Regions from separate parts of the Mus musculus genome. Here regions 1 and 3 are each linked to region 2. A link is a loop called in an ENCODE intact Hi-C map of the cell type or tissue named here. Cell type or tissue: heart. All regions are shown on one strand.

Region 1 (8,000 bases), 150 kb after region 2:
GGGAGCGCTACTATGCCCGAGGCTGCCAGTTCATAGTCTCCAAGATCGGCCTCGGTTTTGGTGTCTGCTTCAGCCTCCTGCTTCTTGGGGGCATTGTCATGGGGTTGGTCTGTGTGGCTATCACATTCTATCAGACACTGTGGGCCCGGCCCCGGAGGGCTCGGCAGGCCCGGAGAGCGGGGGGCAGTGTGGGCACCAAAGCAGGGGGGCTGGGGGGGTTGGGTACCCGGCCAGCTTTTGAGGTGCCAGCCATTGTGGTGGAGGATACTCGAGGGAAGCGGCGGTCCTCGCTGGATGGCTCTGAATCTGCCAAGACATCCTTGCAGGTCACCAACTTGGTCAGCGCCATCGTCTTTCTCTATGACTCACTCACGGGGGTGCCCATTTTGGTGAGATTGAGGTCCTTCAGCCTTTTTTTAATATACAGGGCCTTCCAGTTCTACCAGCCACGCAAAAGCTCCATCTCCAGCCCGGCATCTACCGTCCTCTCGTCTGTCTGTCTCCTGACATTTGGGGTTCCCTGTCTCAGTCCTCACCCGCCACTACTCAATCCCCCAGCTCCTTTGACCATTCCTTGCTTCCACTTCTATTCTTCAGCTCCACAGGCCCTGTCACTCTTCAACCTGTCACACGGCTAGCTGCCCTGAGCCTTTATCTATTCCCTGCTTCTCCCTGGAGATCATTCTCTGAGCACTCCTGAGTGGAAATGAGTAGAAACCCCAGGCTCACCCGACCACACTATCCAGGCCCGACTCCTGGGTTCCTCTGTCTTTGACTTTCTTGGAGTCTCACTCTCCTCCCACCCCCATCTCTCCCACTCCGCTCAAGCGCCCAACGTCAGGGATTTGTTTATAGCACTTCTCCCCTTTCATCATTCAACCCCTTCCAGAGGCTCACCCGCCTCCCTTCCTAATCCCTTGCTTTAAAGGTGGGTATCAGGCTTAGGTGGGGCCTGGACTCTCAAGCCTGACCAGCCATTGCCTATTCCCCGTCAGGTGGTGAGCTTCTTCTCCTTGAAGTCAGACTCAGCTCCGCCATGGATGGTGTTGGCAGTGCTGTGGTGCTCCATGGCACAGACACTGCTCCTGCCCTCCTTCATCTGGTCCTGTGAGCGCTACCGTGCAGATGTGCGCACAGTGTGGGAGCAGTGTGTGGCGATCATGTCCGAGGATGACGGTGATGACGGTCAGAGGAGGGACGGGGCCTTTTCTTTCCTGGATAGCTACCTCTATTTTCTGTCCTTTCTACTGCCCTTCTCCTTGAGGAGACGTGCTGCCCTGGGGTGCCCCCTGCTGGACTAAGCTGGAGCCAACTCCAGGCTCCGTCTAGCCTGATGACTTGTCCATCCAAGCCCTGTTTCCTTTGATGAGCCTTTCACTAGGCATCTGCTCCTCTCTGGAAGCCTACACCGGCCGGCCAGCTTGGTCCATGCCAAACAGGGATTGGGGCTTACAGACTGATGGGAGTCAAAGAGTCCTCCTGGACTTTATGAAGGGCATGGGGCTCTAGAGGGTAGGTCTTCTCTGCCTGTACCCACTGGGCTCCTTCTCGCTCCTAGATGGCACCTGTGACGACTACACAGATGGCCGAGTGTGCAAAATTCGCTTTGATGCTAACGGGGCCACAGGGTCAGGGAGTCGGGACCCCACCCAGGTGAAGCTGCTGCCTGGGCGGCACATGCTCTTCCCACCGCTGGAGAGAGTACACTACTTACAGGTATGGGACAGAAGGACTCACCTCCATTCTGGTCTCCTGCACCACTGCTCTTTGGCTTTGGACTGCAGGGTACCCTAGGGGGTCAGGTAAAGGAGAGACAAGAGGAAGAAAGTTTCCCTCAGATCTCTCAGAACCAGGTTTGCCTACTAGAGTAAACACGTTGGAGAAAAGGAAGAGTATGAAGCCATCTTGCAGAGTCCCCACCTTGGTTCCTGTCACCTTTACCTTTGTCTCTGCAGCATCTCCAGGTCTCACCTGCTCCTCTTCCCAGGTCCCTTTGTCCCGACGATTATCCCACGATGAGACCAACATCTTTTCTACTCCTCGGGCACCAGGCTCCTTCCTGCACAAGTGGTCCTCATCGGATGATATCCGGATCCTCCCAGCCCAGAGCCGAGCCCTCGGAGGCCCTCCAGAATACCTGGGACAGAGACACAGGCTGGAGGATGAGGAGGATGAGGAAGAGGCTGAAGGCGGGGGCTTGGCCAGCCTTCGACAGTTTCTAGAAAGTGGGGTTCTGGGGTCGGGTGGGGGACCCCCACGAGGTCCCGGTTTTTTCCGGGAGGAGATCACCACCTTCATCGATGAGACACCTCTGCCTTCTCCAACTGCGTCACCAGGACCCTCTCCTCGTAGGCCTAGACCACTGGGTTTTTCACCTCGACGGCTCTCCCTTGGGTCTCCGGATAGCCGAGCCGTTGGACTTCCTTTGGGGTTAAGTGCAGGAAGACGCTGTTCCCTGACCGGGAGCGAAGGGAGTTCAAGGGCTTGGGGAAGACCCTGGGGGCCAGGTAACCCCATCTTCCCCCAGTTGACCCTGTGAGGCCGCATAGGCCTGCTTCACTGGAGGGGGGGGGGAGGCACGAGCGAGTGAGTATGCCTCATCCTGGCCCTGAGTCTATGGCAGCTGCCTCCAGGGAGATGGGGGGGGGGGGGCCTACATCCGGGCTCTAGAGCCCCAGCTCTCTCCCATCCAAGTGACCAGATACCCAACGCACCCGTCTTCACCCCTAGCAAAATGTATTAAAAGGCTGAGTTGCCGTGGAAACCTTGATGTTCAGCGTTTGCGGGGAGGGGGGGCAAATGGTCAGTGGCTTGGGCGAGGGAAAGTGGCTAGAGGACAAACCGGATAAAGGGCAGGGGGAAGAGGTATAGAAAGAGACGGCCCAATACGACGCAGACAGACATAGGAGAAATGGGCGTAGGAGCGTAAGATCCTGGGGTGGAGCAAGGGACACTAGAGTGTGTTAGTTTGAATGGGAAGGATCTTTGCTTAAATTAGTAAAAAGTACTCAATTCCCATCTCCCCTAAATGCGTCTGGGCGCTCAGTTTCTGAGTAGAAAAGTTTTGGTGCCAGAATTGGTGTCCCAAACACGGAGTCACCCTCTTCCAGGCAGCGTTTCGAAAATCCATCTTCACATGGTGGGTTGGCAGGAGCGTGGGTAGATGAACGTGTGAGGGGCGTCCACAATCCTTTTCCAGGACTCAAGGATGGACGGAAACGAAGTTACCCCCACGTCACAGGCCAGGAGCCCTATTTCACCCTTCTTTCTCCATTTCCCTTTCTTACCCACACTAGACCCATGTGTCCCTCGGATTTCTCACTCCGTCTCACTTCGGTTTTCCCAGGGGCAGGCCTAAATCCAGCAGGTTTCTTTGGCATCACTCATTCCCTCTCTCTTCCTCTCCCTCCTCTTCTCCATCTCTCCTTCCTTCTCCTCCCCCTACCCCCCCTCCTTCCTCTCCCTCCCTCCCTCCCGTCTCCGCATTTCCCTTCGGCGGTGGGCCCGCGACTCTGGCACCATGCTCCGGCTCCTGCGGTTGTTGCTTTTGCTGCTGCTGCCTCCCCCGGGGTCCCCCGAGCCTCCCGAGCCCCCGGGCCTGGCTCAGTTGTCACCGGGGTCGCCTCCCCAGGCCCCCGACTTGCTCTACGCGGACGGGCTGCGAGCCTACTCGGCCGGGGCTTGGGCGCCCGCAGTGGCGCTGCTGCGAGAGGCGCTGCGGAGCCGGGCGGCGCTGGGCCGCGCGCGCCAGGAGTGCGGGGCGAGCTGCGCGGCCGAGCCGGGCGCCGCGCTCCCCTCCCAGCTCCTCGGAGCCCCACATCCTGTCTCCGGGCCCGGGGTCTGGGAACCGCTGCTCCTGCGCGCCACGCTCCGCCGCGCCGAGTGCCTGACCCAGTGCGCGGTGCGGAGGCTGGGCCCGGGGGGCGCGGCGCGGCTCCGCGTGGGGAGCGCGCTGCGGGATGCCTTCCGCCGGCGGGAGCCTTACAACTACCTGCAGAGGGCCTACTACCAGGTGCGGGGGCCGGCCAGGGTGCTACCCCAAGCCTACTGACTGTCTTACTGGGAGCTGACCAGGAGAGGGCGGGATGCTCGCCGCCCGGACTCGGGGGTGGAGCCTTGGAGGGCGGATAACGGAGTTCTACTCTTGTGTGGGTACCATTGAAACGTGGCCAGGACTTGCGATGGCCGCAGAGGGAGGGTCAAGAGAGAGCGTGGAGAACGTGTCAAATTGGAATGAAGAGGAGTGGGAGTAGACCGAATATGTTGGGAGGGCTCCGCAGTTTTATTTTAGCGGGTCTAGGCTAATGAATGCAACCTTTCAGATACGAAGAGCAGATGGAGAGGTGCCCCAAACCATACACACACACACACACACACACACACACACAGAGAGAGAGAGAGACAGACAGACAGACAGACAGAGACAGACAGAGAGAGACAGAGAGAGAGACAGACAGACAGACAGAGACAGAGAGAGAGAGACAGGCAGAGAGAGTGCATGTGTTCGTTCAGGAGTGGGCGTTTGAGTAGGAGCTTTCTCTTGGGGAAGAATCGAGCTTCGGAAAGGTTGAAGGAGCGGGGCTAGTTTGCAGAAGGAAGTACGGCTGAGGCTGGAATCTGGGTCTGTGGCAGTAGACAGTGTGCAGTTTCCAGAATGGTAGCTGATGCCTACGTGGCTGGAGGCGGGAGGGGCTCTAGTTTCACACACCTCAGCCCAGGGTCCTAGAGGCCTGCAGATTCTCGTCATTCAAGGTCTCCCCGCTCCCCCGCCCCTCCCCCATCTACTTGAGCCTCTCATTTCGTTGTCTCCAAAACAGAGATCCTGGGGCCTTCAGCCCGAGGCCCACCCACTCTGACGCTTCCATATCTCCTTTCTGTACCAGAGTCCTGGGGAGCCCAACATTCTGGCTCCCGAGGGATCTGGTGGTTTCCAGTTTTGATTGGCTAGGCTGCCATAAGGCTCTGGGGGAGGCTGGTGAAGGACAGAGGTCCAAAATCCCACCCCCACCCACCATACACACACACACACACACCACCACCACCACCCCATGCACGCACATGCACACGCACACCCCTCTGGACTCTCATATCTCATCTCTTTGGATCCTTAGTTGAAGAAGCTGGACCTGGCAGCTTCTGCAGCACACACCTTCTTTGTGGCAAACCCAACACACCTGCAGATGCGGGAAGACATGGCTAAGTACAGAAGGATGTCTGCAATCCGACCCCAGAGCTTCCGGGACCTGGTGACGCCCCTATACTGGGTGAGGTCCTCAATGCTGGCTGAAATCTGCCAACTCCAGCCTGTGCAGTTTGAGCATATCTGGGTACCGCTCCTCGGTGGCGCTGGGTGAGGAGTCTTTCCCTAGCACCCAGTTTCCTCAGTGATCACTAAAGTGTGCCGTTCTAGCGTTCTGATTCTGAGGCCACACCTGTTCTTCCTCTGGGTGTATGAAATACCATACAGATTTCCATGTTCCAAATAAGCTCATTTCTTTTCCACCTCCCTAACTTTCTTTTTGAAACAGAGTCTCACTGTGTAGACCTGGGCTGGCCTGGAACTCACTATGCAGACCAGGTTGGCTTCCAAGTCAATAAGATCCGATTGTCTTTGCCTCCTTTGTGCCAGGTTAAAAGCATATGTCACCATGCCCCCCCCCCTTTTAAAGAATTATATATTTATTTTATGTATGTGAGTACACTGTAGTTGTGTTCAGACACACCAGAAGAGGGCATCAGATCCCATTACAGATGGCTGTGAGCCACCATGTGGTTGCTGGGAATTGAACTTAGGACCTCTGGAAGAGCAGCAGTGCTCTTAACCTCTGAGTCATCTCTCCAGCCCGTCACCATGCCCCCCACCCCCAGTTTTATTTAGTACCTCCCCACCACCACTAATCTCTGGTGACTAGGTGTCCCATGTCCCCACAGGCAGCTTATGACACTGGCCTGGAGCTTCTGGAGCAACGGGAGGCAGCACTGGCTCTACCCCAACTAGAGGAGGCCCTGCAGGGGAGCCTGGCCCACATGGAGAGCTGCCGTGCTGCCTGTGAGGGGCCTGAGGAGCACCAAGGGGCTGAAGAAGAGGGAGAAGGGAGCCAGGGAGGCCTGTATGAAGCCATTGCAGGTGAGGGAGGGGCTGGACGTGTGCTGTGGGAGAGCTCTGATGTCTGAGGAAGACCGAAGGAGGACTGCGCACAGCCTAAGGCTCATCTGGGTTCTCTGCAGGACACTGGATACGGGTTCTGCAGTGCAGGCAGCACTGTGTGGCAGACACGGCCACCCGTCCTGGTCGCAGCTTCCCTGTCCAGGACTTCCTCCTCAGCCAGCTGAGACGGCTGCACGAGGCGTATGCTCAGGGTCAGCATGGGAAGGATGGAGCCTGGGAGTCAAGATTTGTCTCTGATGCCATTCCCAGCCGCATTTATCTATCTCTCCTGTCCCTCCGACTCTGCATTGCTAATTTCACTGTCAGGACCTCTGGGGACCTCAGCTTCAGGATGGTGTCCTTTGGCACCATTGTGCGAAGCTCAGGAGATGGCTTACTGGCTCCTTCAGCTCTGGTTGCTTCTCCCTTCCCTCTCATTTTCTCTCTGATTCCTCTTCTTTGAACTCTGCCATTGAAGGTAGGTTTGAAAGAATCGCTGGTTGGGCACAGCCCAAAGTGGGGCTGGGACTTCCTGGAGTTGGCAGTCTTCCCAGGTGACCTTTATTCTGTCTTGTTTGTTTCTGACCCCTTCTCCCCTTCCTCCAAGTGCAGTGGGGAACATGTCTCAGGCCATGGAAAATGTCCTGAGTGTCCTGCTCTTCTACCCAGAGGATGAGGCTGCCAAAAAGGCTCTGAACCAGTACCAAACTCAGTTGGGAGAGCCAAGACCTGACCTGGGACCACGAGAGGTAACCCCTCCCCCCACACTCACAGATAGGTAGGGCTTGGAACAAGGCAAACATCCAAGAGTGGGTGGCCTAGATGCTATACTTTATTTGGCTTGTTTACTTCATTTTATCCATCCATCTATCTATCTATCTATCTATCTATCTATCTATCTATCTATCTATCTATCTACCTATCCATCTATCTATCTATCTATCTATCTATCTATCCATCCATCTATTATTATTATTATTATTTGTTTCATTTTATTTGCTTGCATGTATGTGCTCTATATATGTGCTCTCAAAGGTCAGAAGAGGGCATGGGGCCAATGTGGTGGTACACTCCTTTAATCCCAGCAGTTCAGAAGCTGGAGACAGACAAGTCTCTGAGTTCAAGGCCAGCCTTGTCTACAGAGTGAGTTCTAGGACAGCCAGGGCTACGTAGAGAGATCTTATCCTAAAACAACATCAGCAGCAACAACAAAAGAGTGTGGTATGGAATGGAATGGAAATTCCTGGGATGGAGTTAGGATGGTTGTGAATCACCAAGTAGGTGCCGAGAACTGAACCTGGGTCCTCTTCAAGATAAACAAGTGCTCTTAATTACTGAAATATCATCTATCTACCTGTTTGTCTGTGCACTTATTTATTTATTTTTAGACAGGATCTCAGTGTACAGCTCTGGCTGGCCTTGAACTTACTGTATACACCAGGCTGGCCTGGAATTAACAGTGATCTGCCTGCCTCTGCCTCCCAAGTGCTGGGCTATAAAATGTAGAAGACCACACTCAGCTCATTCTAGCTTCTTACTCAAGTTTTTTAGCCACTGAAGAGGTACCCAAAGCTAGGTTCTGACTTCTCTGCCTTAGCTCCCTGCCTCCACATATTAGGTTGTATTTACTTGGGAGTCTATCCCCAGAAGTATTCTCTTCCCTTAATCTTATGTTTACCTAATGTACACACACTCACACACACACACTCATGCACTCACGCATGCTCACACTTACAGAGTCTCCTGGGTACTCTCTTACTTGAGCCCAGACACTGAAGATTGAACCAACGCAGCATTGGAGTTGGTGAGGGCTCTCAAGAGCATGTGAATGTCTCATACAAGCCAGGGCTGC
Region 2 (8,000 bases):
TAAAGACGTAAACAAGGAGCAGGAGCGATGGCCTGAAAGAGGGCTCAGTATGACAAGCACTCACAGCACCCACCACTCTCTCCAGGGTTCAATTTCCAGCATCCAAACAGCAGCCACAACCACCTGTAACTTCAGGTTCAGGAAAGTCAATGCTCTCTTCTGTCCTCCATAGCCGCTAGGCATGCCAGTGGTACACAGGTATACATGCTGACAAACAACCACACATACTACAAAAATAAAAAGGGCCAGGTGTGAGGGCACATGCTTGCAAACCCAGCACTTAGGAAGCTGGGGCAGGAAGACTAGAGCTGTCAGTATGGCTCAGCGGACAAAAGTGATTGTCACCAGACACAATGACCTAACTTTGATGCTCAGAACCCACAGGGTTTCCAGCAGCTGACATCTGACCACTCTCCTTGTACCATGGCAGAAGCACCCACACACTTATTTCTTCTTTCCACTGCCACACCTTCCATATGTAAAAACCAACCTGGGCTACGTGAGGCTATGTCTCAAACAAACAAACAAAACAAAAAGAAAGGAAGGAAAAGAACCAGAGAACCGGCTCTGCTCTAGGACTTGGGAACAAGTAGAAGACTTCTCTTATAGCTCCAGAGAAGGAGTAAGAGGAAAGAGTTCAGATTCAAAATGAGCTTCAACTTTGCTCCTCCATCAGGCCACGACTAGTTAGTAAGAAGGGAAGGCTAGCTCCACAGAAAGGAGAAGAGTAAGTCATAATGAAATGATCACTTTTCTTCCCAGTCCCCAGGCTCCGTCTGGTGATGCGGCTCAGCTGGTAGATAGAGCACTTGTCCAGCATAAGCCTCTGGGATTGATTCCCAACACCACTTAACCTGGGTGAGGTAAAGCTGCTACCTCCAGCATTCGGACGGAGGCAGGAGGATCACAAGTTCAAGGTCATCTGTGGCAACATGGTGTCCTATCTTAAAAAGTAAAGTAAAAAAAGACAGCTGCCTAGATGGCTCAGCAGAAAAAGCCACTTGCCACCAGGCCTAATGACTTGAGTTTGGGCCCCAGAATCCACAACTCCCTCAAACTTGTCCTCTGACCACCTCCCCAAAACATAAACAAATTAAATAAAAACCAAATTTTAAAAGTACAAAGATTTGTTTTCCAGAGGAGTTACTGGCAGCGAGGAGATGATGACAGTAGGGTGAGCACTCCTGCACTCTTCCGTCCTATGCTGCCACTTAAGGCGTTTCCAACCACTCAAAGGTGAGAGGTCACGGCCTGAGAACTCGGGGAGGCTCAGTTTACATTACCTGCTATCTTGTCTTTTGTGTTTAGAAAGTGAACATAGAAGTCAGAAGACAACCTCAGGAGTCATTCCTCAGGTGCTCTCCGGTTTATTTTTACACATTGGGTCTTTCACTAACCTAGGCCTCCCCAATTATGGTAAGCTGGATAGCTAGCTCGTAAGCACCAGGGATCCATCTAGCTGTCTCTGCCTTACCAGCGCTGGGTCCACCATGCTCTGCTTTCCTGCCTGTATTCTGGGCAGCAAACCTGGGTCCTCATGTTCACATGACAAGCACTTTACCAACCCGACTGCCTCTCCAGCCCTCCAGTGCTGCTGTTTTTAAAGATTTATTTATGGATTTAAGCAGTGGGTGTCTCATCTGTATAACAGAGGAGGGCATCGATCCCATGGGACTACAGTTACAGACAGTTGTTAGCTGCCATGGGGGGTGCTGAGCTTGAACTCAGGACCTCTGGAAGAGCAACCAGTGCCCCTAACTGTTGTGTTTAACAGCTATTTTTTTCAACTAAAGAACCTTTCATCGCCATTCACAGTGGCGATGCCTGTAGTCCAAACACTTAGCTTGCACAGGGAGAAGAGATGGCCTCGAGGCCGAGGCCAAACTGGTTTACTTAGTGAGTTCCACACTAGCTTGGGCTTCATAACAAAATTTTTTGTTTCCCTCCCCCGAAAAAAATAGAAAGGTTTCAGTATTAGCATCAGGTATCACTTTGATTTCTCCCAGATTTACTAGAGCAGAAAGCATATAATTTTATCTCTTTTATTTCAAACTATCCAAGAAGCAGTGTTCTCTGAAAAATATTACCTGACACATCAAACTCAAATTGTCTCATGTTAGAGTCTTCATCACTCAACAGAGTCACTCAAACACTCCACTGAACACCAAGAATGGGAAACTCCAAACTTGCCTTTGTTGTTTCTCTAAGTGACACCATAAAGACTATACTGTAATCAGAGTCCCTGTGTCTCCACAGCAGAATACATCTCTGACAAAATGTAAGCCCATTTAGTGGCTTCACCTGAGTATTTCACATTTTATTCCTGTTGAGTACCAGTGGCCATGAAAGGGTAACAAAGAAACTACCAATTTTTTACACAAAAACCTCCTGGGTACTATGGGAAACAATAAGAAAAGGCTTTTATCTCTCTCTCTGCAAGCGCTGGTGTTGGTTACTTCAATAATTCTATCACACTGTAAAGGAAAAAAAAAAAAGAAAAACCATTTGAGATGACCCCATCTCTCCCCAAATCATTAAACCAAGATTGTCTTACCCTCTCTCTCTCTTCCTCCTGTCGTCTTATTCCTTCTCCTTTCCAGGGCTCCTGAACTTTCTGGAAACAAAATTGTCTAGGTTACAGAGGCCAGTATGTAAAGGCCACCAGAGAACTGTGGAGAGCCTCACAAGTTGACTGTCAGCAATTTGGAAAGCGGACAGCTTCCCCAACCAACAATCCAAGGATGGAAGGGCTAGAGTCACAGGCGTTGAGTGACACCCACTAAGTGTACATAAGGGAAATAAAGCCAGTTCCCCAAAACTAAGATGAATTCTATTAGCAGCATTTGGGTTCCACTCCTGGGCTCAGACACTTAATTCTTCGTTCCCCCCAGGGCTACAGGGAACCAGGAGTCAGAGGTGAAGGAAGGTCCCTGCTCCTGGGAAGTGGCTTTAGAAAGCAAAGCTGAGGGTAGGGGGGATGCCCTAGCCCTGTGTCAGGCACAGTGCCAAGTTCGGGCCCAGCCACTTCCTCTAGCCTCGCCCCCCCAACCCCCCAACACACACACTTCAGCTAGGACTTCGCCCCCTTCCTACCCAAGGCCTTGTGCCAAGAAGTACTTCCTTCAACCTTCAGTGGTCTATATACTGGAGGCTCCCAGCTGTCCCCCTAAAACCTTCGCTCCCCCGAGACACCGAACCCGGTCCTTCCTCCCGATGTCAAGTCCCACTCCTTCCTCAAAGACCGGTCTCTGGGACGTCCCTCCTTCACCCCTCCAGGGAGCTGAACTCTGCCACCCACTAGACAGGCACCCGCCCCCTAAACCCCCCCCATTCCTCCTCAGCGCCCGCTCCTCCACCGCCGCCACTTCCGGTTCCGGGACAGTCGCACTCACAGTCCCATCGTGGACCCCCCCCTCCCCACTCGCCCGAGGTAAAGGGGGGGGGGGAGGAGCGAGGGGCAGCGGCGCGCACCGACTGCAGCGGCGCGACACTCACCAGGCGGCGGCGGCGGCGGCGACGCCAGCGCCAGAGCCAGCGCGCGGGAGGGGCGGCGGTCACCGGGGAAGGAAGGAGCCGAGGGAGCGGGAGGACCCGCGGGGCGCGGGCTCGGAACCGCGAGGCGGGGCTCGCCGGCATGCACCGCAGGCGCCAGACGGACCCCGACGCTCGGCCGGGCGGCGCGCGAGACACCCGCAGGGCGGGGGCGCGAGGCGAGGTGTGGGGGGGCCCCCGCCCTCCTGGACACTCACCCGGAAGTGGTGCTGCGGCTCGTGCTCCCGGGAACCCCGAGTCCTCCACGCCCACTCCCCCCCCACCCCCCCCAACAGCTTCAATGTGCAGTCGTTTCTCGGAGAAGGCGGGAGAGCCGGAAACGAAAACGGGGGGGGGGAGGAAAGTAGCGGGGGGAGGGCGGCAGCAGGAAAGGAAAGGGGGGGGAAACAGGTCAGAGTCCGAGTCACTTCCGAGAGCCGCTCGAGCACATCCGGTGCTGTTAGGGCTCGGACATCTTGAGGGCAGAAGTTACGACACGTAAGGGCGGAAGTAGCTCCTTACCCGGGGACCGGTGGAGCGCTCGGTGGATGTGACGCCCAAACCGGACGTGAAGGCAGCGTGTGTTAAAGGGCTGAAGCTGAGCATCAGGAGAGCGTTCCCGGGCTTCCGGAAGAGACCTCTGGGGAAGTGGGAGGATGGAAGCTAGACGGGTTCATGAATTATGCATCAAGACACTAAAGACAGTTTAGATCGCCCCTCTTTTTCTAGATTTGCTTTACTTTTATGTGCGTTTATCTGTGCCTATGCATGCCGTGTGTGTACAGGAGTTACCGCTACCTGCTTCCAGCTTCACTGTGTGCGATCTGGGAACCGAACCTCCGGTCCTCTGGAGGAGCGGCCAGCTGAGCCAACTCTTCACCATGCGGAATCCTTTTTGATTTATTTTTCGAGACAGGGTTTCTCTGTATAGCCCTGGCTGGCCTGGAACTCACTTTGTAGACCAGGCTGGCCTCGAACTCAAAAATCCCCCTGCCTCTGCCTGGGGTTAAAGGCGTGCGCCACCACGCCCGGCAAAGATTTATTTATTTTTTTATTTATTTGAGTACACTGAAGCTGTCTTCAGACACACTAGGAGAGGGCATTGGATCCCATTACAGATGGTTGTGAGCCATGATCGCTGGGAATTGAACTCAGGACCTCTGGCAGAGCAGTCGATGCTCTTAACCACTGAGCCATCTCTCCAGTCCGACCATGCGGAATCTTAAAAAGACGGGAGTCACAGCTCATTTCTTAATGGACTAGGTTGTTGTAGGACGTTACCCTTTTTTCTTGGATCTTCCCGAATGTCTTTTTGCTGAGCTAGAGTGGGGGAAACTAATTTCTTTGAATATTCAAGAAAGGTAAGAAGGCCCATAGTTGTTTGAGGTTTCGGGATCGGTGCTATCAAAGTTCAATCGGTCTTCCTCTGACCACTCCGTTACTCTTTTCACTTTGGTCTTTTCTTTTTGCCAACACCCACATCTCTTATCTTCTTACCGGGTTTTAATTCTAAGTACAACATTCAGCGTACCTGCTGTTGTTTACAGCTCACCTGGTGTTGTTGCCCAGCTCCATAAGGGCAAGGACTTTGAATTGCTCCCGATGGTATCACCAGATCCCAGAATTTGTTAAGCATTCCAGTAAACGTTTGATACGTAAATGAACATTATAAACTATTGCAGGAAACTCCCTGATTGCTGCAACCCAAAGGGTTTTTTTAATTTTTCATAGCATTTACTGTGTTTTTGTCGTTTGTTTGTTTGTTTTTGAGACAGGGTTTTTTTTGTGTGTGTGTAGCCTTGGCTATCCTGAAACTCTCCCTGCAGACCAAGCTGCCCTTGAACTCAGAGACCCATCTGTCTGCCTCTGCCTCCCGTGACCCAGCTATGTCTCTGTCTTCGAGACCGGAGCTTACTTTGGTGTATTTAAAACTGGCCTTGAACCCTTGATCCACTTTCCTCCACCTCCTAAGTAGTAGGATTTTTGAGATCTCTTAGTCTATTGCTTTTACTGTTAACTTTAATTAATTTATATATCTGAATCCCTACTAAGATTGTCAGGACTTCCTATGTGTCTCTATCTGTCTACCTTATCTCCCTTTCCTACCTTCACTCCCTGTCAACTGGTCTCTTGTTCTTCCTCTTGACCCATGACTGACTTTATTTAATCCCGTTTACAATAAACAGAAAGCTCATAGATTTAAAAAAAAAAAAAAGATTGTCAGGAATCTGATTCACATACTGAAATAATATATGTGTAAAGTCACAGATGCTGACCCTGTAGAGCTCAGCTTCCTTCTATCTCGGGCCTTCCCTAAGCTGCTAAACTGCTAGCATGTAACAGCCCCAAGGTAGGATGGGGCAATGGGACTAACTTCATAAATGCCTTCTTTTTTTTAATTTAAAAAAATTTATTATTATTATTATTTGGTTTTGGTTTTTCAAGACAGAGTTTCTCTGTGTAGCCCTGGCTGTCCTGGAACTCACTCTGTAGACCAGGGTAGCCTCGAACTCAGAAATCTGCCTCCCAAGTGCTGGGATTAAAGGCATGAGCCACAACCACCCAGCTCAAAAATGCCTTCTTTACATCCTATCTGCTACCTTCACTAATCTGCTAGGCTCTGAGACCCCCTACCTCTCTTAAGACTGTGACTGTTAGTAATTTCCTTTGTTCTGCAGGTGCCTGGTGGCACTCATGTGCCAGCTTCCTCTGCTTCAAGTAGCCAGTGATTAAAAGACATGGTTACCAGAAATCCATCTCGGTACCAAATCTGGAAAGAATCTTTAGTATTTAAAATAATGTTTGTTTATTTATGTATTTATTTAGTAAGTATATGTAGCCACAGGTCTGTCTCAGCTCATGCAAATGGGTTCCCATAGTGAGAAAGCAAAATTACTCTAACAAAGAGCTATGATCTTATTCTACAGATAATTAAAGTGGGACTGTCAGTTCAAGTGACTTCTTCCCCCAAAGTCACAGCCAGGAATCGCAAAAGTTAGCTTTATATCTTTGTTTCTTTAGGATAGGGTCTCACTATGTAGCTCTGGCTAACCTGGAACTCACTATGTAGATCAGGTTGACCAGATAGCCTTGTCTACTCTTGTAGCCCAGCCTGGTCACAAACTTGCTAGGATAACTTTGAATTTCTAATGCTGCTGCCTCAGTGGCTTTCCTTGGTGCTGGATTATAAACATAAATCTCCATACCTTTTATTTGTGTGTGTGTGTGTGTGTGTGTGTGTGTGTGTGTGTGTGTGTGTGTGTGTGTCTAAGCCATTATTAAATGTCTTCCTTAATTCCTGTGATCATTTTTTTTTTTCTGTTGAGATGGGGGTCTCAAACTGAACATAAAGCTCACCAATTCAACCACATCATCTAGCCATCAAGCCCCGAGATCCTTCCAGCCTCCCCAAGGCTGGAATTAACAGGTGTGAACCATCATGACCAGTATTTGTACGTGGGTGCTGGGAACCAGGCCCAGATCCTCACACTTTCATGGAGAGCATTTTACAAGCTCACCCGTCTCCCAGAACTGTTTTGTTTTCATATTTTTAGTCCAGACTGACCCAAACTTAGCACATCGCTAAGATGGCCTGGAATTCCTCATCCTCCTGTCTCTGTCACCCAGACACTGGAATTATCGGCATAAGCTACCATGCCAAGTATCTCTTCCTTCTTATTACAGTTTCGAGCTCAGCACTCTGTGCTGATTTCAGTGGCAAATTAGCAGGATAAGGACTTCAGTTGTAAGGACTTCAGCCTGATAAGCCATCATGTAACTGTAATACCAGCATTCAAGAGGCTGGGGCAGTATTCTAAGTTACGGGCAGGCCAGCCTCGGTTATATACAGAGACTCTGCCTTCAAAAGAGAAGGAAGAGAAGGTAAAAGAAAAGGCAGGAAGAAGGGAGGGAGAGAAAAGAAATATGGAGGCAAAACAGTAGTTCCCAAAAGTCCTGGTTCTCCAGCTCTGCCGCCTCTGTACATTCTTCAAGCACTCTCTGAGCCCCGCGCCTCTGGCAGCCCTCCTCCTGCCTTTTGCTCTAAGAAGCCACTTTTAAGTCCCTGGAACAAAGCTTTAGAGCAGTAAATGTGGGACACAGTGGGGTGGGGAGGAGGGCTGTTAATTTTAGCCTGGGGTTCTCCAGCTGGCACAATTTCCATCTTGAATCATTTCCACACCCTGAGCCCTACTAGGAGATCCCTCCTCCTGGGGGCTTCCCCATCCCCTGCTCTGGTCTGCTGCAATGGTAAGCATTCCAGAAACGTGCCTAGGAGAACCTTGGCTGAGTCATTTGATGTACTCCCTCAACAGAGGGAGCTTGGTGATGGGAGATGCCTCCCTCAAACTGGGCTTGTGACTTGTGGCCTCCAAGAAACTTCCAGTTCTCAGAAGAGCCGCTTGGTCCTTGTTCTTTTTCTCCTCTATAACTCTATCGCCTGAAGACCCGAAGCCCCGAGTCACTGTTGG
Region 3 (8,000 bases), 290 kb after region 2:
GCATTCGTCTGCAGGTGGCCATGGTGCGGCCCCTTCTGTGTGTTCTTTCTCTCCCTGCCCCCATTTCCCCAACTTCAGTTCAGACGTGCGTGCATGGCACGGTCACAGTCTCACGCTACCCTGCTAGGGTGTCCCTAGCTCTTGTATCCCCTTCCCAGACAACCTTTGATCCACTTCCTCTCTTTTATTTGCAGCATCAGCCTTGATCCCTGCAGAGGCTTCCACCCGATAGACTGAGACCTGTGGCCCTCACCAGACCCTAGGACCACCCCCATCTTCTTGTAATTTAAGTGACTGTGGTCATCTGAATCTGTATATAGCCCGGCAAGTCCCCAGGGAGAGCCGGGCCCTTCTATTCTTGTAAATAAATTCCCTGGACCACTGTGTATTGCCTCCAAGTCTGTGCCCCTTGTATCCAGGGACTCTGGGCAGGACGGGCTGGGATGCCATGTGTGGCTGGGGTCAGATAGACCTGGTTGTGTGTAGTCTCCCCTCCCCCAGCTATGATATGGCTTCACACGGCTAGATGCCCATAACAGCCCTAGGGCTTAGATTGCTCTGTGTTCTCTCTCTCATTCATGCTGGGGATGGAACCGAGGGCCTCCTATATCGTAGGCAAGTGCTCCAGCCTACACAGAGGGTGATGTGGGCTCACCTGCCTTCCCTGGCTGCCCGGAACAATGCCACTGCCACAGTACACACTGGCAACAGACCCAGGCACTAGTTAAAGAGGCTGTAGAATTAACTCTAGGCACTGTAGTTTTTGTTTTATTCTTTTGTGGTACTGGGGGACAAAGCCCAGGACCTCTCACACGCTAGGCAGCAGGCAGTGAATAGCTCTCTCAGTGAGCTGCAACCCCCACCTGTTAGTCTGGATATTTCACAGTGGAGAAAACCGAGGCACAGAAAACCAACTTGATCAAGGTTACAAGACTACTGGCCTTCAGTGTCCAAGTCCTCAGTACTTGGCAGACTCAGCAGGGTCCACCCCAGTCACTTCGCAACTGGATGTTGGTGGTTAGATCCAATCAGGCAGATTTTTAGGAGAGACAGATCTAGTCTGCAGTTCCCAAAACACACAGGAAGAGCCCACCGGGGCTCTGAGACTTTGATCTTCCTGAACACCAAAGACCATTTTATTATTTTGTCCCTCTAGGGCTGGGTTCTTTATATAGAGCTTGAGTCTCCTGGTGGAGTTGCGTGTGCCAGCCATACCCTGGGAAGAGTTGGCTCCCACCATGGGAAAGGCCAAGGGTAGCACATTGATTAGCCCGTTAGTTATAACGCCCAGTGTGTTAAGGGTCATATGCTGAGAGCAGTTGAGGGTGATAAGCTTATCTTACTAGGACTCTGGGAGCTGTCTGGGAGACCAGGCCAGAATTAGTCCACACACACACACACACACACACACACACACACACACACACACACACAAATTACAAGGGAAAAGTATAGAGAACAAAGAGGAGGAAGAAAGGGACAGCTTTGGGACTGAGGAACATGATAGCTCCCTGGAGCTATGGCCCTCCAGGGGGTGCGTGGGTGGGGCCATCACCTGTGTGCCTGCAGGGCCCCTCTCCCAGCAACACAGAACCACACAGAAGAAAGACAGGATCTAGTCCTTTAACTGCCCCGGACTAATTCTTTGAGGGCCAACTGAGAAAAGGGCTCTGCAGATCAGAGGTGGGTTGCAAGGACCGTCTCTCCTGGTTTAGCTGCAGTAGGGCTAGGAGTTTCGGGAAGGGAGGCCTTTGGGCCCAGGCAGACACTGCCATCTCAGGGTAAAACCAAAGATCCGGCGCAATGCTTGGCGATCCACAGGTCTGTTGGGGCTTCCTCCCTTCCCAGTTCTCAAGGGGTTGTTGCCCGGCCCTGTCTGAGCCCTGGACAGGGACACAGACCAATGCCTGCCTAGCTGACCCCACACTGACCTCAGGGCTGGTCCTCTGACTCTGGCTGAGAGCAGGGTTGGAGAGGCCTCAGAGAAGAGGGTGTTTTAGCTTGGGAGGAAGGAGCCGCTGGAAGGGGATCCAAAGATGGCCTCTTTCTTTATTCCTTTAGAAACAGGGAAAGTACAAGGTAGAAGAAGAAAGGCGGCCAGAAAGGGCGGGAGGCCTGGCGGGGTGGCCAGGCCTCAAGAGGAGGTGCCCAGGGCTGGTGCTGGGAGGGAAGGGGTTAAGGCGGAGAGGGGGGCAGCCTATGGCAGGAGGACACACCTGTGCGCAGGGCAGAGGCGGGCGGGGCCCAGGTGAGGCGCCTGTGCTGCCCGGCAGGTGAAGGAGGAAGAGCGAGAGTGGAGGCCAAGTCGGCTCTAGGCGGCTGAATCCGGGCCGTTGGTACACCTTTCTTTCTTCTGCACCACTCTAGGGGTCAGGCGGGTCTGGTGCCAGGTAAAGGCCACCGATCAGGGGGGTCCTGGGGCTGCGCTAGCGACGGTAGAACGCAGTAAATGGGTGTGTTGGAGGGCAGGGACAGGCCGTGGAATGGGGGGGGGGGGACTGGCTCGCAGGTGGATAGTAGAGGCTACAGAAAGCTGGTTTTGGCCTCAGTGATGGGCAAGTCAGGGTAGGCCTGGTGGGGAGCAGCCAGGCTCTCCCGGAAGTGTCCCAAATGACGCGGAGGTGGGGGATGGGAGCAGGAGATCTGCCGCTTCTCTTGAGGGGCTTGGGCTTAGCCAGGGCTGATCTTGAAGGTGGACTGGTTGGGTAGGGGCCCTCGTCTTACCCAGCAGTGTTTGGGTGCTGGTTGGGAGTCTCTAATACTGCCGGGTAATGATGGAGGCCCCTGTCCCAGTGTCATCGGCGTCCATTGCGCGTCCATCGCTTTAGGCACTTTTATCTGGCAGCAACCCATTCCTCCCACACATAACCTGGAAGCCCCTTCTTCCGAGTTAAGGGTGGCTCTCGGGTTGGCTGGTTGCCCACTGGAAGAACACAATGGCCCCAGCCCCTCCTCCAATCCAGTGTGATTTGTCATCTGGTAGATCCAGAACCTACTAGAAGCAGACCTTGGCCTTGGGATTGTCTACGCGCACACAAGAGGCCACAGTCAGCCAGCCAGCAGCGGCTTCCCTCTAGCGCTTGATCAGCGGTAGATCAATTTATATTGGCTGGCTCTGGGTCCATCTTCCAGTGCAGTGTTGGATGGTTGAAGTATGAAGCTCCTAACACTGTCTGGTAAAGATGGCCCCCGGGTCAGTTCCTTCAGCAGTGACCTTGGAGCCTTGAAGACCACCTAGGCCTCCAGGCCAACAGCCTCTGACCTTTAACCTTCTGGATGGGTGTGTGTGTGTGTGTATCACTTGGCAAAGGGGAACAATGGGAAAGAGACAAAATGGCTGCCTTCAGAACAGCAGCAAGATTTGGAAACACATTTGGTCCCAAGACGCTGGCTTCCGTTGTCTTTTCACCCTGGGAACCTGAATGTCCATGGGGAACGTGGGATACGATTCCGGTCCATTCGGTGGTCTGTCTTAGGCTTCAGGAGAGACCTACTTCCTCTAAGAACCCAAGGAGCTGAAGCTCTGCTGCACCCTCTCGCCCAGTCAGGCTCACCCTTCCTCTATTGTATTCTTGTCTGCCCAGAAGGAAAAAACCAAGGCAACGGTTCTAGCGAAGTCCGTGAGCAATGGCTTGATTTCCCCAGTACTGGAGACTCGGTCTTCGTAAGAAAGGTAGTCTGTGGAAAATAGGTTCAGTTGGGCTCCCGGGCTGTGGGGGTGGGAAGGCCTCCTCCACAGGGAGAAACTTCAGTGCAAATAGCTCATCGTACCTGGTGACTAAGTAACAGCACACCGGGACTTAGGAACACGGAAACCCTTGGGAGGAACACGCCATCTCCCGGAGCTAACCAGGAGCTGGTTACCAAGGAAGCAGCTCCCCCTGGGGTCATCACGTTTTTAGTTTGGCTCAGCAAAGCCTCAGCTGCTTCAGCTTTTAAAAAGATGTCATTAAGTCTGTGGGTTCATTTGGTAGACCTGCGGGTGGGGTGAAGGTGTAGTTGGGCCTGAGATCGGCTGCTCCCAGCTTAGGTCCTGTTGAGGACCCGGCGGCAGTCCGAATGCTACAGGCCAGACTGCTTGTGCCCTCTGCTGGCCGAGTCCCAGTGTGATCAATGTCTTCGCGCAATCTACGTACACACTCAGACACAAAATTTTTGGCTTTAAGTAATAAAAATTTTATTGAGAATTCCTGGCATGGTGGTTATCTCCCCCACTCTGGGAGAGGCTCAAGGCTGTAGGAAATCACGGAGAAATCACATTGTCCCACCCCGCTTCCCAGCCAACACAGGAAGGAGGAAAGCCTCTGAAAGGGCTGGTCTCAGTCTTCCTTAATCCAAGAGGGCAGATACAGAAAAGTCCATCACATGATGCCTGGGGCAGGGTGGGCTGTGCTTGACCCCCGAGCTGGCTCCTCCAAGCTGGACAAGTGTGCCAACTTCTCTGGTGGTGGGGTTCTTGATGTCCACACTCATTTCTTACCCTTAATGAGGCTGTCACTGGAGAACAAAGGGAACATTCCTATTATCGGGGATGTAAGTGTGAGGTGCACAACACCCCAAACCACAGCTTCTTCCTAAATAAAGGCCTGACAATGGGGAGAAAGGGGGTGTAGGGGCAGGTCCAGGAAGCAGATGGCCCCCAGGACCCCATAGCAAGGAGGCAGCCACTTACCTTCCCCTGCAACCAGCATGCCATGAAGTGAGCAGGAAATATGTGAAAAGAGAAATAAATCGTTAGTCAGCTACAGGCTCAGCTGCTCCAGACCCGCACTCCCCAGTGAGGACGGCTCTTTGCCACTATCTGTGCGGTCCCAGCAACGTGGGTCTCACGTGAAATTGCTACCAGTCGTCACTTCTCATTTAGATATTTATAAAGTGCCTTTCCCATAAGACATCCTGCTTTGCTTTATAAAGTCAGTCCTAGAAGATGCAAGATAGGAACTGCCAACCAGACTGACACCCACTTTTCTGACTGGTGTTCAGAGAAACTGTCCACGGCCCTGGTAACTAGATAGTCCAGGATCCAGGGTAGTGGACGGGTGCTTTGCTCTCTGGACAGTGGGATCTCTTACCGAGTAAAACTTTCATCCTGTAGATTCAGCACAAGGTTGTCAGCTGTGAGATAGATTCGGTTCTGTGATGTGGCGATCTACAGGACATGGAACAGACGTGTTAACAGGCTTCAAGTCTTTGATTCAATGGCCACCCAGTGGAAGACACAGTAACAGAACAGGCTCCTGCTCTAGTACAAAGACCCGATGCAAGAAGGCTTAGTGTCATAGCTCTGTAACAGCCATAAACAAAACCCGGGGAGCACTGTGGGGTCGGTCACTCTGCAGGAGGAAGGGTGCCCAAAGACATTGTTTAAGTAGAAACTCAAGCCAGTTCTAATGCCACTGTGTGACTGTGTAGCAGCCCTTGGATGGTGAAGCCTTCCACTCACCGTTTTAGAGATGTTCTGGGCGGCCCGGATCTTTCGGAGCTTGATATAGCCAGGATTCTTGCTCAGTGCTTCTCCAAGGTGAGCAGACAGGGTTAAGGGTTCTTCTGGGCCAGGTTACATTGGTGGCAAGCTCCCTCTGCCCTCGAATCCCCTGGGCTGTCAGATTCAAGGTTGCGCTCACATGGCTACTCACATGTTGGCTACCCCCTGTGGGCCTCCCTACAGGATGCTGCCAGTACTGTGTGGCAGCTGACATGAGGGCAAGGCCAGTAGTGCTATTGATCTGGCCTTACAGCAGGGAGTCAGGCCTTAGGTACCCCCACCAAGATTTCAGATCTCACCAGTTGTCCCCCCCCCCCCAACCCCCATTCCCAAGCCAAGAAAGAGTCAGTAGGCCAAGTCGCATTCGCCTTGGTCTCATCAACCGGCCCATGGTGGAAGATGGGAAACAGGCTGACCCCGGGATGAGGCCACGCTCTGTGCAACACAAGGATATCATCTTGGCAGCCTCCGCCTCCCCCTCAGCCTGCACAATCTTCTGTCGCTGTTCCTGCTTCGCTTTCTCCACCAAAAACTGGGCCCGCTGGGCTTCCTGCTGGGCTGTGGATTAAGTGTGAGGTGTAAGAAGCCCAAGAACATGTAGCCCCCCTCCTCCCACCTCCAGAAGCCCCCCGACCAGTGCCTGCCTCCATGGACTTACCCACTTGCTTGGCTTCTACAGCAGCTGTGTACTCTCGGCTGAAGCTCAGCTCTGTGATAGCTACATCATCCAGGATGAGGCTGAAGTCCTTGGCGCGCTCTGTCAGCTCTCTTCGGATCAACAGGGACACCTGGGGGCATGGGTCGGGAGGGGAAGGGAGGCTTGGTTTGAGGGGATCAGAGAACTGGAAGGAAGGTGGTGGCATTGCTGTAACCATCTGAACACCGGAGCTCCTGAATATGGGCAGCAAACCCACCACTTAAGTCCTCAAACATTCACTAGAAAAAACTTGGTTCCATTTCTTCCTGTGACAGCCGTGGCATCACCAGACTGCCCCACATCACACTGAGACCTAATCTCTTCTTTTCAGTTTATGCATCTCTTTAGTTTCCAGTTAACGGAGGAAGACCTTCTGTGGAGATGTAAGGCAATACTGCCACTTTCTGTACTATGCTTCCTTCTTAGGGTCGACTGGTGTCAGGTTCTACCGTTTTTCTCCTCATTTCCCACAGTCACAGCACAGCTTTCCCACAGTCCATGCAGCTAAGGATAACCTTAAACCCCTGATCCCCTTGCCTCTACCTCGAGTGCTAGGATTACAGGCATGTGCCACACCTGGTTTAAGCAATGCTTGAGAATAAAACCAGGGCTTGTGCATGTTAGGCAAGTACATATCAACTGAACTACAGATCCGTCCCACCCCATCCCGAAATACCTTCTTTCAGTACCCAGTAACCCTGACCAAGGAGAGACACAGGCTGCCGCCGTGCAGACAGTGATAGGAGTCAGACCTGAGCCCGCTGGGTGATCAGCTGCGAGGCATTGAACTTGGCCACCACACTCTTGAGCACCTCATTAACAATGGACGGCAGCACTCGCTCCTCATAGTCCAGCCCTAGACGCTGGTACATGCTGGGGAGCTCCTGGGCATTGGGTCGGGACAGCACACGCAGGGAGATGTTCACCATCTGCAGGTCTGAGGGAAGAGGTCAGCAGTGGCCGCCGGGTAAGGCCAAATTCCCCCTTTTCCAGCGCTTTCTCCTAGGAGTGCTTCCCACCATGCCTAGTGTTACTGTACAGCCTAGCACTCCAGCAGGAAGATAGTCATGTCAACACAGAGCATGTGAACAACATGGATGGGCGAGGCAGACCCTTGTTTACTGTGGAATCTTTTCTATGGACCTTCCACCAGTACAGCTATTTTTTTTTTTTTTTAATAAATTGCTACTCCTCCTCCAAAGTGGATTCCACCAAGCAGCATAATCTTGGGTTTCCCCCTTGCCATTAGGGCCTTGAGAACCAGAACTGTGTTTTATTTCCAAGGCCTATGGCTTAGCAAACGCATAAACCACACACACCACAAACAGCAACAGAGAAGCACACTTCTGTGGGCTACTTGCCTCGGTGTGTACATGGGAATGAGGCCCAGGCTTGGGGAATCTCAAAGGCAGGCCTTCTAACTATGGTCTACAGGGCAACAGCTAGTGAAGAGTGGGGGCACTTTCTCCAGAGCAAGGTGTACTGTGGATGTAATCAACAAATCAACAGAAAAAAAAAAAGGCCTTAAAAACAGACTTGGACCTAGGCAGCCAGGAAGAAAGGCAACTCTTATCCCTTTTATGCTAGGCAGAAGGTAACGTTAAAACGTGCATGCATGCCAAGTACTGGAATGCACCGTTTTTTGAACCGTGAGGCATGGCTCTTTTGCAGACGTAGAAACCAAGACCTCAGAAACACAACCAATTCTGGCAGCCTGGCCAGGCTCATTTTACATTTGTTTCCCCACGTGCCCTGAGGCTCCCAGTTGCCCACGTTTACCTTTGGAGCCTGTGGGGGAGGAGATTTTTCGAGGTCTGG

The links. Hi-C counts contacts between places; a loop is a spot of excess contacts. Peaks named below come from ENCODE experiments on the same cell type or tissue, not always from the same donor. Only the 100,000 strongest peaks of a DNase experiment are listed, where the experiment ranks them.
Region 1: a loop joins it to region 2, with 2.4 times the contacts of the local background. A loop is called at or near these places in 4 of 42 quality-filtered maps.
Region 3: a loop joins it to region 2, with 2.1 times the contacts of the local background. A loop is called at or near these places in 6 of 42 quality-filtered maps.

The regions. Positions count from the first base shown.
Region 1 is chr6:124,853,208-124,861,207 of GRCm38, reverse strand. It overlaps P3h3 (prolyl 3-hydroxylase 3), which reads left to right and starts at 3,491. Exons shown (of 15, transcript NM_013534.5): 1 at 3,491-4,012; 2 at 5,112-5,264; 3 at 5,932-6,127; 4 at 6,229-6,360; 5 at 6,761-6,897. The coding sequence starts at 3,521. It overlaps Gpr162 (G protein-coupled receptor 162), which reads left to right. Exons shown (of 5, transcript NM_013533.4): 2 at 1-389; 3 at 996-1,185; 4 at 1,559-1,716; 5 at 1,988-2,764. The coding sequence ends at 2,539. It overlaps Gm32404 (a long non-coding RNA gene), which reads right to left and starts at 3,401. Exons shown (of 3, transcript XR_378023.2): 1 at 3,288-3,401; 2 at 1,972-3,201; 3 at 438-1,790. In heart, a CTCF peak has its summit at 4,073 (motif pointing right); DNase peaks (open chromatin) are centred at 1,287, 2,467, 3,557, 4,077 and 2 weaker places; H3K4me3 peaks cover 3,113 bases; H3K27ac peaks cover 3,295 bases; H3K27me3 peaks cover 2,276 bases.
Region 2 is chr6:125,004,995-125,012,994 of GRCm38, reverse strand. It overlaps Zfp384 (zinc finger protein 384), which reads right to left and starts at 3,757. Exons shown (of 12, transcript NM_001372420.1): 1 at 3,496-3,757; 2 at 2,555-2,614. 4930557K07Rik (RIKEN cDNA 4930557K07 gene) reads left to right here. Exons shown (of 4, transcript NR_130997.1): 4 at 2,601-2,819. In heart, no CTCF peak of the experiment used is centred here; DNase peaks (open chromatin) are centred at 3,324 and 4,094; H3K4me3 peaks cover 2,665 bases; H3K27ac peaks cover 2,460 bases.
Region 3 is chr6:124,713,103-124,721,102 of GRCm38, reverse strand. Phb2 (prohibitin 2) reads right to left here. Exons shown (of 10, transcript NM_007531.2): 3 at 7,962-8,000; 4 at 6,935-7,119; 5 at 6,144-6,273; 6 at 5,940-6,043; 7 at 5,444-5,521; 8 at 5,073-5,149; 9 at 4,673-4,678; 10 at 4,158-4,497. The coding sequence ends at 4,470. Ptpn6 (protein tyrosine phosphatase, non-receptor type 6) reads left to right here. Exons shown (of 16, transcript NM_013545.3): 15 at 1-23; 16 at 195-396. It overlaps Mir141 (microRNA 141), which reads left to right and starts at 3,118; the gene lies at 3,118-3,189. Mir200c (microRNA 200c) reads left to right here and starts at 2,713; the gene lies at 2,713-2,781. It also overlaps LOC115490496. In heart, a CTCF peak has its summit at 4,093 (motif pointing left); DNase peaks (open chromatin) are centred at 1,227, 2,251 and 6,865; H3K4me3 peaks cover 2,659 bases; H3K27ac peaks cover 2,841 bases.